2 separate regions of the Homo sapiens genome follow, and region 2 is linked to region 1. The links are chromatin contacts, found by Hi-C or POLR2A ChIA-PET in ENCODE. All regions are on one chromosome and are shown on one strand. Each heading gives the region's core, a stretch centred on a gene start or an enhancer-like site at or near the end of the contact. The rest is flanking DNA. Distances are from core to core; before and after follow the strand shown.

Region 1 (4,266 bases), core at 1,002-3,501:
GTCTGTCTACAGCAGTGTATTAGTTTCTTAGGGTTGCCATAATAAAGCACCACTAACTGGGTGGCTTAAACAGCAGAAATGGATTGTCTCACAGTTCTAGAGGCCAGAAGTCCAAGGTGTCAACAAGACTGATTCCTTCTGAGGGCTGTGAGGGAGAATCTTCCACACATCTCTTCTAGCTTCTGGTGGTTTGCCGGCAATCTTTTGTGCTCTGGATTTGCAGACACATCACCCCAATCTCTGCCTTCATCTTTACTTGGCACTATCCCTGTGTGTTTGTCTGTCTCTATGTCCAAATTTCCTCTTTTTTTAAGAAGACAATTATATTGGATTAAAGCCAGTCCTAATGACATCATTTTAACTTGATCATCCATAAAGACCTGCTATGGTTTGGATATTGCTTGTCCCCATGTAGAAATTTGATCCCCAATATGGTGGTGTTGGGAGGTGGGACTTAGCGGCAGGTGTTTGGGTAAGGAGGGTCAGATCCCTCATGAATGAATGGCGTGGTGCCATTCTTGAGGTAGTCAGTAAGTTCTCACACTCTTGAGACTGGATTAGTTCTCTGTAGAATGAATTCATTCCCACAGGAGTAGCTTGTTAAAAAGAGTTTGGTTTCCCCAGTTTTTCTCTCTTGCTCCCTTTCTTGCCATGTAACCTCTTTGCATGCGCCTACCCTTCTGCTTTCCACCATGAGTGGAAGCAGCACAAAACCCCTAACCAGTAGCAGAGCAGATGCCAGTGCTTTGCCCCTTGAACTTCCCAGCCTATAGAACTGTGAGCTAAAGAAATCTATTTTCTTTATAAACCACTCAGTCTTAGGTATTCTGTTATAGCAATACAAACAGACTAAGACAATCCTATTTCCAAATAAAGCCACAGCCCCTGGGAATCAGGACTTCAACATTTTGGGGGTGTACACAATTCAACCCATAGCAAGCAGATAGCACAGTGCCTGGCACTCTGTTGGCACTCAACTATTAGCTCTTCTCATTTGTTCATGCAATGGGATCATTATCTCACAGAGAAAATTAATTGGGTCTGGCATGACAGGTTCTCGCAAGTCACTATGACATAAACTTACTCTGAGGAGACATTAACCAAATTTGCTACCCATCTCATGCCTTTGACTCTGAATAACAACCAACAGGGAGGAGGAGCCACAATGAAATCAAAGTCTTCGCAATCATTGCATTCTTACCCATTATTTTATAGCCAAGAAAGAAGAGCTCAAAAGGTAATTACTTATCCAAGGTTAAAGCAAAAGCAGAACTAGAACCTCGGCTTTCTCACTCCTGGATCCTTTCTTCCTTTATATAAATCTATCTATATATATTTAAAATTATCATGATGGACACATTTTAAAATGGGCTGATTATAGAAATAGGTAGTTCATAGATTAGTCTGAATGATTAACACCAAATAGAAAAAAAAATAACTAGAAAAATAAATCTCCAAATCAAGAACCAAAAGAAAAATAAATAAATAAATTGAGATATTTTTGGCCAAAATAAACTACTGCATTTCATCAAATCTAAGATTCCATCTATTATAAGACACACCATTATTTTAGCTACCAAAAAAGAAAAAACAGTACTACTGATCAATGCATGGCCTATATCTATGATAAGAAAGAATTTGCCTCCCAAATTTTGAGGTGTTAAAGTATGAAAATGTATGAGTCTCAAAAGCTACAAAACACGGTAAAATTACTCCTTAGAAATTGGGCCAAATCTTTCATTTATATAAAGCGTCTTTCCCAGACTGGCTAATGATAATGCTGCTGATAGAAGAACAGGTAAAACAGATTTTGAAACACACAGCTATATTAATCAAGACCCCCCCTTAAGCAATTGAAGACAGTCAGATATTCTCCTAATGTTTCTACCAAACCAAACATGTGTTTTGTACCTCCAGGGACAAGAAGAAACCAGCAGGAGAGAACATTTGGATCAAAGAGATGAGAGTGGAGAAGAGAGGAACACAGAGTGATTCTCTGCCAAAGCAAACATATATAGGCAGAGGGAAGTGAGGGAATGACATTTCCTTAGTAGATTCTCTAAAGTAAAAATACAAAGAATTCATCTGGAGCTGAAACAACAGCTGTAGGGTCTTGATGAGCCCCATGTGAGGGCGAGGAACCTGTGAAGTTTGCTTTCACTGTCTCTATCCTGGCAGAAGACCAGAGCTGCCTCTGGCTGGTATTTACAAAGAACTGGTGAGGAGCCAGCTGGCTGCTGGAGGCATGTTTCCGTATCATTCCTCACATGCAAAATGCTCTGCAGCTGGAAAAGAGTCACAATGGCTGCAGCCAATCAAGCCTAGGCAATATGTCCAGCCTTTCCTCCCTTTGTCCCCTCAACCCCTTCCTCAAGAGAACACAATTGGCAAAAATCCAGCAGTGTCCAATGAGGAAGGGACTGAGGAGGCCATGGGAGGATGGTTAAGCTAGCAGAGACAACTTGCTGTGATTGTCATTCACTAAATATTTACTCAACATCTACTATGTTCTGGGTCCTTGGGATACTGATAAACAAGACAGCATGTATATTCTGGTATTTTTGATTTGGAAAAATTTTGTGCCCTTGGCTCTTCACATCAACTTCCAGTGGTGAGGGAAGGAAATTGCCACTGCTTGTCCCTTTGTTCAGTCTCTTCAACGGGTTCACATTCTCCCACCTGCTCTCAGGAACAGCCATGGGAATACTGGCTCGGCAAGGCAACTCAGGAAATCTAACAGCCCTGCTAAGCGAAGAATTTAGTATTTCATCATAAACTTGAAAAATCTAGGAGTGCCTCATAGGAGAAAAAGGAAGGAGGAAAGAGGGACGTGATTGAGATTAACAAGAAACAGTATGGCCTCAGCCTCCAACCATGTGCTGAATAAGTTAGTGCAATTATCTTGGGAGGGTAAACACTGATGGCCATTCAAGCTGACAGTGGGAGCCGGACAGTTGACATTTACAACAATGCTCAATGCAAATCAAGGCACTTGCCCCAGAAATGGAATTTCATAGATTTATTCTTTGAAAGGCCATTTCTTTCACTAGTCTGGGTCAGCAGTTAAGCTGAAAGAGAAATATTTCTATCATTTGGCAAATTTTTTTCCAAAGCATCTAGTTGATTAGGCAAGAGAGGCCTTTAAAAAGTCTGATTTCTTGTGTGGTTGTCAGGCAAACAGAATGAGAAAATATCAAACAGCAATCCCATTTCCAGAAATGATTAAAACAAATATTTCCTCTGAAGTCCCTGGTGCTCTGCGTGGTGATGGGGGACCTCACAGCCCAGGTGTTCTGGAGCCGTTCCAGCCCTGCAAATATCATTTTAACATGCTCCCATAACTCTCAAGTCTTCACCTTGAATAAGCTAAACTTTCCATGCCCCTGCTGCCTGCTGTTCCACAGAAATTGATTAAAACCCAGAGCTGTCATTCACAAGTTGGGTGACCTTGAAAAGTCAGAAAGCCTCAAGCAAAGCCTCAGCACTTTGTAACTGCTGTTCCCTTCACCTATATAGTGGTGACCCCCACAACCATCTGCTACTCTCAGATGCATGAACCTATTTATTTGCCTCACAGCACTCAAAATAATACTTGAAATTATCTCACTATGGGTTTGCTTATTTATCACAGTCAGCTTCCTGAGCACAGAGACAATACCTGCTTTATGTATCTCTGAATCCTTGGCGCTTAAAATGATTCCTAGCACCTAGTAGATGCTCAATAAATATCTGTTAAATAAATAAAAATCATTCCAATTATTTGAGCCAAAGTTTTATGATAATAATAATAAAAGTTAACACCTATCTGGTAGGGTTGTTTTAAAGATCAGGTGAGATCATGTTAACAAAAGCAGAGCCCAACACATTAACAGGTACTCAAGATATATTAATTTAAATACACACACACACACACACACACACACACACACACACACAGAGTCATGTGCTGCATAACAATGTTTTGGTCAGTGACAGACTACATATATGGCAGTGGTCCCGTAAGATTTAATGGGCCATGCACAGTGGGTCATTCTTGTAATCCCAACACTTTGGGAGGCTGAGGCAAGAGGATTCCTTGAGGCCAGGAATTCCAGACCAGCCTGGGCAACATAGCAAGACCCTGTTTCTACAAAAAATTAAAAAATTATCCAGGTGTGGTGGCACATGCCTGTAGTCCTATCTACTCAGGAGGCTAAGGCAGGATCGCTTGAGCCCAGGAATTCAAAGTTAAAATGAGCTATGATTGTGTACTGCACTCCAGCCTGG
Region 2 (4,254 bases), core at 1,099-3,598, 44 kb after region 1:
CCTTCCAAACCAATTCAGTGTTTCTTCCCAAACCATTTATGTGAGTACATGTAACTTTTAACACAAAAGCTAGCAAAAACCCTATATTTACAAGACCTGTTGGTTGATAATAAGTACAAAACTACATAAACACAGATTTTTCCCTGTAGATAAAAATCCTAGATTGCTGTGAAGAAACCTCATTCACTTTAACTTCCTTTAAAAACAAGAACGGATTTCCATGCACTGATTTACACCAGGAAATAGTTTTGTTGGTTATTTACAAATGCTTTTGAAGAATGCAGGTGGGATTACACATGAGGCTGCCACAAAAATAAATGTTAGTAAAATCATGACTCTATTCAGCATTAATCAAAGAGCAGAAGAGAAGTTATTATGAAAAATCTTACTCAGCAAACAATAAAAGATAAAATTCCACTAGTTAAAGAGCAATTTTAAAATAGTTACAAACATGAGTCAAATAATGAACACATGTTAACACATATTCAATTCACTGGTGGGGAGCCAGAAGCATGATCAAGCTGGTTTAAAGGCCATTTGGGGACCTGGGTACTCAGAAAAATTAGTGAAATTTGTAAAAGAGAATGTATGAATAAGATTACTAGTTAAGTCAAAAGAGGTTAATGTCCTACAGGGCAATGAAACCATAATCTTTAGAGTTATCTTTTATACCGGACATAAACCTAAATGAACATGTGACCTCACAGAGTCTAGGCCTTGTCAGTAGTAAATAATGAGTAATCCTTGGTGGCCTTTTAAACATTTTCCCATTGTGACATTGATAAGACATGCTGTTCCTCTTCTTTTTTTTTTTTTTTTTTTCTGAGACAAAGTCTCACTCTTTTTGCCAAGGCTGGAGTGCAATGGTGCGATCTCGGCTCACTGCAACTTCTGCCTCCCAGGTTCAAGCGATTCTCCTGCCTCAGCCTCCCGAGTAGCTGGGATTACAGACATCTGCCACAGTGCCCGGCTAATTTTTGTATTTTTAGTAGAGATAGGGTTTTACCATGTTGGCCAGGCTGGTCTCGAACTCCTGACCTCAGGCAATCTGCCCACCTCGGCCTCCCAAAGTGCTGGGATTACAGGCATGAGTCACCACGTCCGGCCCCCTCTTTTTTCTTTATTTCCAAGTTTGCAATTTTTTAAAAAAACCTCTGAAGCTGTGCTTAAATAAAAATTAGATTCTAGTACTACACATCAGAAGAGCTATTATTGAAAAGCCATTCCTAAATTTTGGGTTGTTCTCACCCCTGATTTGAAACAACGATTCCCCATCTCACAAGCCACCAAGTTTGCCTCCCTTTTGTCTCTCCCTATTCTAGTAAAGCCCTGAAAGTTTACTGCGAAAGCCATCTGGTTCTGTCCTCTGCACACGAGCACAGATTACACAAATTGCTTTCCCACTTTTAGAAGAAATATCACAATCTGCCACACTAACGTCAAACAAATTCCACCTGAGAGAAAAATGCTTCTTTTAAGCAAACATGAGTCTTCACTCTCTTGTCCTGGCCATGCACTAATGACCAATCAGCTACCTTTCTTAGTAATCACCTTCATTTTATTGGAAAGCCAATACTACTCTCCAAGCAAAATAATCACTGTACCTTTAACTTCCTCCTAGGTTTAGTTTTCCAATTCTAAATTCTCTTTGGGGACCCTTTTAAATTTGTCTTAATCTGATAGATGAAAATGCTCTCCTAAAACTCCTAGGACAAGCACTCCCACAAATACTGAAATAGATTACATTTCCTTTGCCTGTTTATACCTCCTGTCAGAGTAAAACATGCAAAACTCAGAAAAGAATGTAAATGAAAAACAATAGCAAAAAAATAAATAAATAAAAAGCAAGTAATTGCTTTGGGCTGGGAATTTGCTGTTTGTTGAATGTGCTGGATTTTTTGGTGGGTGGTAGTGCCCCTGATCTGCTACAGGAGTCCATGGCACCAAGCTGGGAAGCACCGGCCTCTGCCTACAGCACACGCACTCCAGACTTCCTCATAAATGAGGCCCATGAAGACCAAAATGAAGGGAAAAGCCTAGCATGTAAATATCTCATTAGCCTGGGCCTGGGCTGGTTGCCCAGCACTGATTGGGTTCCCAGTGACTTCTTTTAGGATTGGGGCCAGGACTTATTTTTATGTTCGATCTTGAAGCAATTTATTCAGTTCCCACAAACCTCCTGGTATTGTGAAAACTTCAGAGTCCACAGTGGCAGTCTCTGAGAAGGGTGTTTGAGTAGACTAGCCAGGAGAGAGAAAGACAAAATGCCACAAAGACACATAATGAAGTAGAGAGCCGTACCCCTATTGGTGAGAACAGTCCAAGTTTTGATCTGCCAGTCAATCTCCAGAGCTAAATTCCCACACCAGCTTGAGTAATCAGCTGTCACACCCTCCAAGGGAAAACCTCCCATGTAGGAGGTCATGAGGGAAAAGAGGCAATGGACAGGGAAATTTCATGTACCGATCACTAACACATTCCCAACCCTGCACAAGGTGCTTTAGCTAAATTATTCTTCAAATTAACCCCATGAAGAAGGACAAGAAATAAGAACCTATAGCCACCGTGTCATCAACCCCCATGCTCACCTTTAATTCAATGAACAAACTCAGGCCATGTATAAAACTTGGGAAGCCAACTTCAGTGCCAGAATTAATTATGTAACTTGAATAAAACCAGATTTAATGATTCCTTTTCACTTGACTCCCATCACAGGCTCATTAGTAAGGACAGAAATTTACCCCAAAGTGAATCACACGTAAGAAGGGCTACTCAGCATTCTTGGAGGATGAATGGTAAATGTCCTCCCAGTTGCCTAGAGACGCTGAATATACAGACAGCTATGGCTCATGGAGGGATTTTTTTTTTTTTTCTCCCTCTGACCTCTAGCCAGACTTGGGCTGAATATCAAAGGCCAAGTTCTTGGTCACATTCATATCTCCCTGGGCCTCTAGAAAAAGGTTGAGTGGGTTAGCTGAGGTGCAATAGTCAGCACTTTTCAGCAGGCAGGAACCATCCGTGCTGAAGGAAAGATAGCACACAGGGTGCCCAAAGTCATAGGTTTCTTGAAAGTCACAGGATTTTTGAAGAAGACAGGAACTATGTTTTTTAACATATGCTACTAAAACTCCAACCTGTGATCCTAAGAAGCTGAGGATATGGAAAAAATCTGATGGTACTAAAGCTTTCCATTCCCAAAGGAAGCAATGACCTTTGACATTTATTCATTCAGTTATTTCTCCAACAGGTAGTTATTGAGAGGTTACTATAGACTAGAGACCATTCTAGGACATGGGCAGCAGTGAACAAGACAACAGTGACAAAAAGATTCTTTCGTTTTTCTAGTTAAAGTAATAAGTGCTTGGTGACAAAAACTATAAAATGGAGGTAAACTGGAAAGAGTAACCACCTGAATCCTCCCAACCAGGAAAAAAACAAAAACAAAAACAAAAAAACAACTGTTAACTTCATGGGGTGTACACTCTCCTTTTCAATCTATTTCTTTTTTTTTCCTCTTTTTTCTTTTTTAGAGATAGGATCTTGCTCTGTCACTCAGGCTGGAATACAGCGGCATAATGATAGCTCACTGCAGCCTCAAACTCATGGGCTCAAATGATTCTCCTGCCTCAGCCTCCTAAGTAGTGGGGACTACAGGTTCTCACCACCACACCTGGCTGCTTTTAATTCTTTGTAAAGGCGGGTCTCACTATATTGCCCAGACTGGTCTTAAACTCCCAGCCTCAAATGATCCTCAGGCCCTGGCCTTCCAAAGCACTGGGATTACAAGTGTGAGCCATATTTGCAGTCCAGTTAAAGACTAATTTCCTAATTCCAATAGTAAGACTAGTAAGACTTTTTTCTTTTTAACAAGTGAGTTAGACCCAATAGAAATGAAGAAAACAAAAAGGAAATTCAATGGATCCCCAAGCCCTCCTCACTCACCCCCTGGGCTGCTGGCCAGGAGAGAGCAAGTGCTGCAGCCCCCACAGCTCCCAGTTGACTGCAGGAATGCAGGGGGCAGCATCATGATAGCCTCAAATACCTACAGGCCCTGGTTCATAGCCTTGGGTTCACCTGCCCAGGCAGGGGAGAGAAAATTCCATCAGTGAGTATAACAACACACCGTCCTGCAGGCTTGACCCTTTTATCAGGTTACAGGCAGGGAGGCCAAAGCTTAACTCGGTGTGGTTACAGATCTTACGGAAAACAGCAGGCAAGTGTGGACTACTTGGCATCTATATAAATAACATGCAA

Evidence for each region. A loop is a pair of places that touch in the nucleus more often than their neighbours do. ChIA-PET counts read pairs that join two places held with the same protein, here RNA polymerase II (POLR2A). Pooled maps may share reads with other maps.
Region 2: a map of Right ventricle myocardium inferior shows a loop between it and region 1 (2.8-fold over the local background). The contact joins two enhancer-like sites. A Hi-C loop is called at or near these places in 2 of 168 maps with a recorded cell type or tissue (Right ventricle myocardium inferior and transverse colon), 3 of 37 single-sample maps with no recorded cell type and 16 of 50 pooled maps. POLR2A ChIA-PET finds 5 or more read pairs at or near these places in 8 of 52 experiments (A673, AG04449, GM12878 and 5 more).

Annotation. Positions count from the first base shown.
Region 1 is chr12:75,907,060-75,911,325 of GRCh38, forward strand. No RefSeq gene overlaps it. Among named protein-coding and RNA genes, the nearest start is that of PHLDA1-AS1, 120 kb to the right of the region's middle. Within about 2 kb of position 2,252, at least 17 of the 41 ENCODE cell types and tissues checked have a DNase peak (open chromatin) inside an H3K27ac peak, as active enhancers do.
Region 2 is chr12:75,951,400-75,955,653 of GRCh38, forward strand. No RefSeq gene overlaps it. Among named protein-coding and RNA genes, the nearest start is that of PHLDA1-AS1, 77 kb to the right of the region's middle. Within about 2 kb of position 2,349, at least 6 of the 41 ENCODE cell types and tissues checked have a DNase peak (open chromatin) inside an H3K27ac peak, as active enhancers do.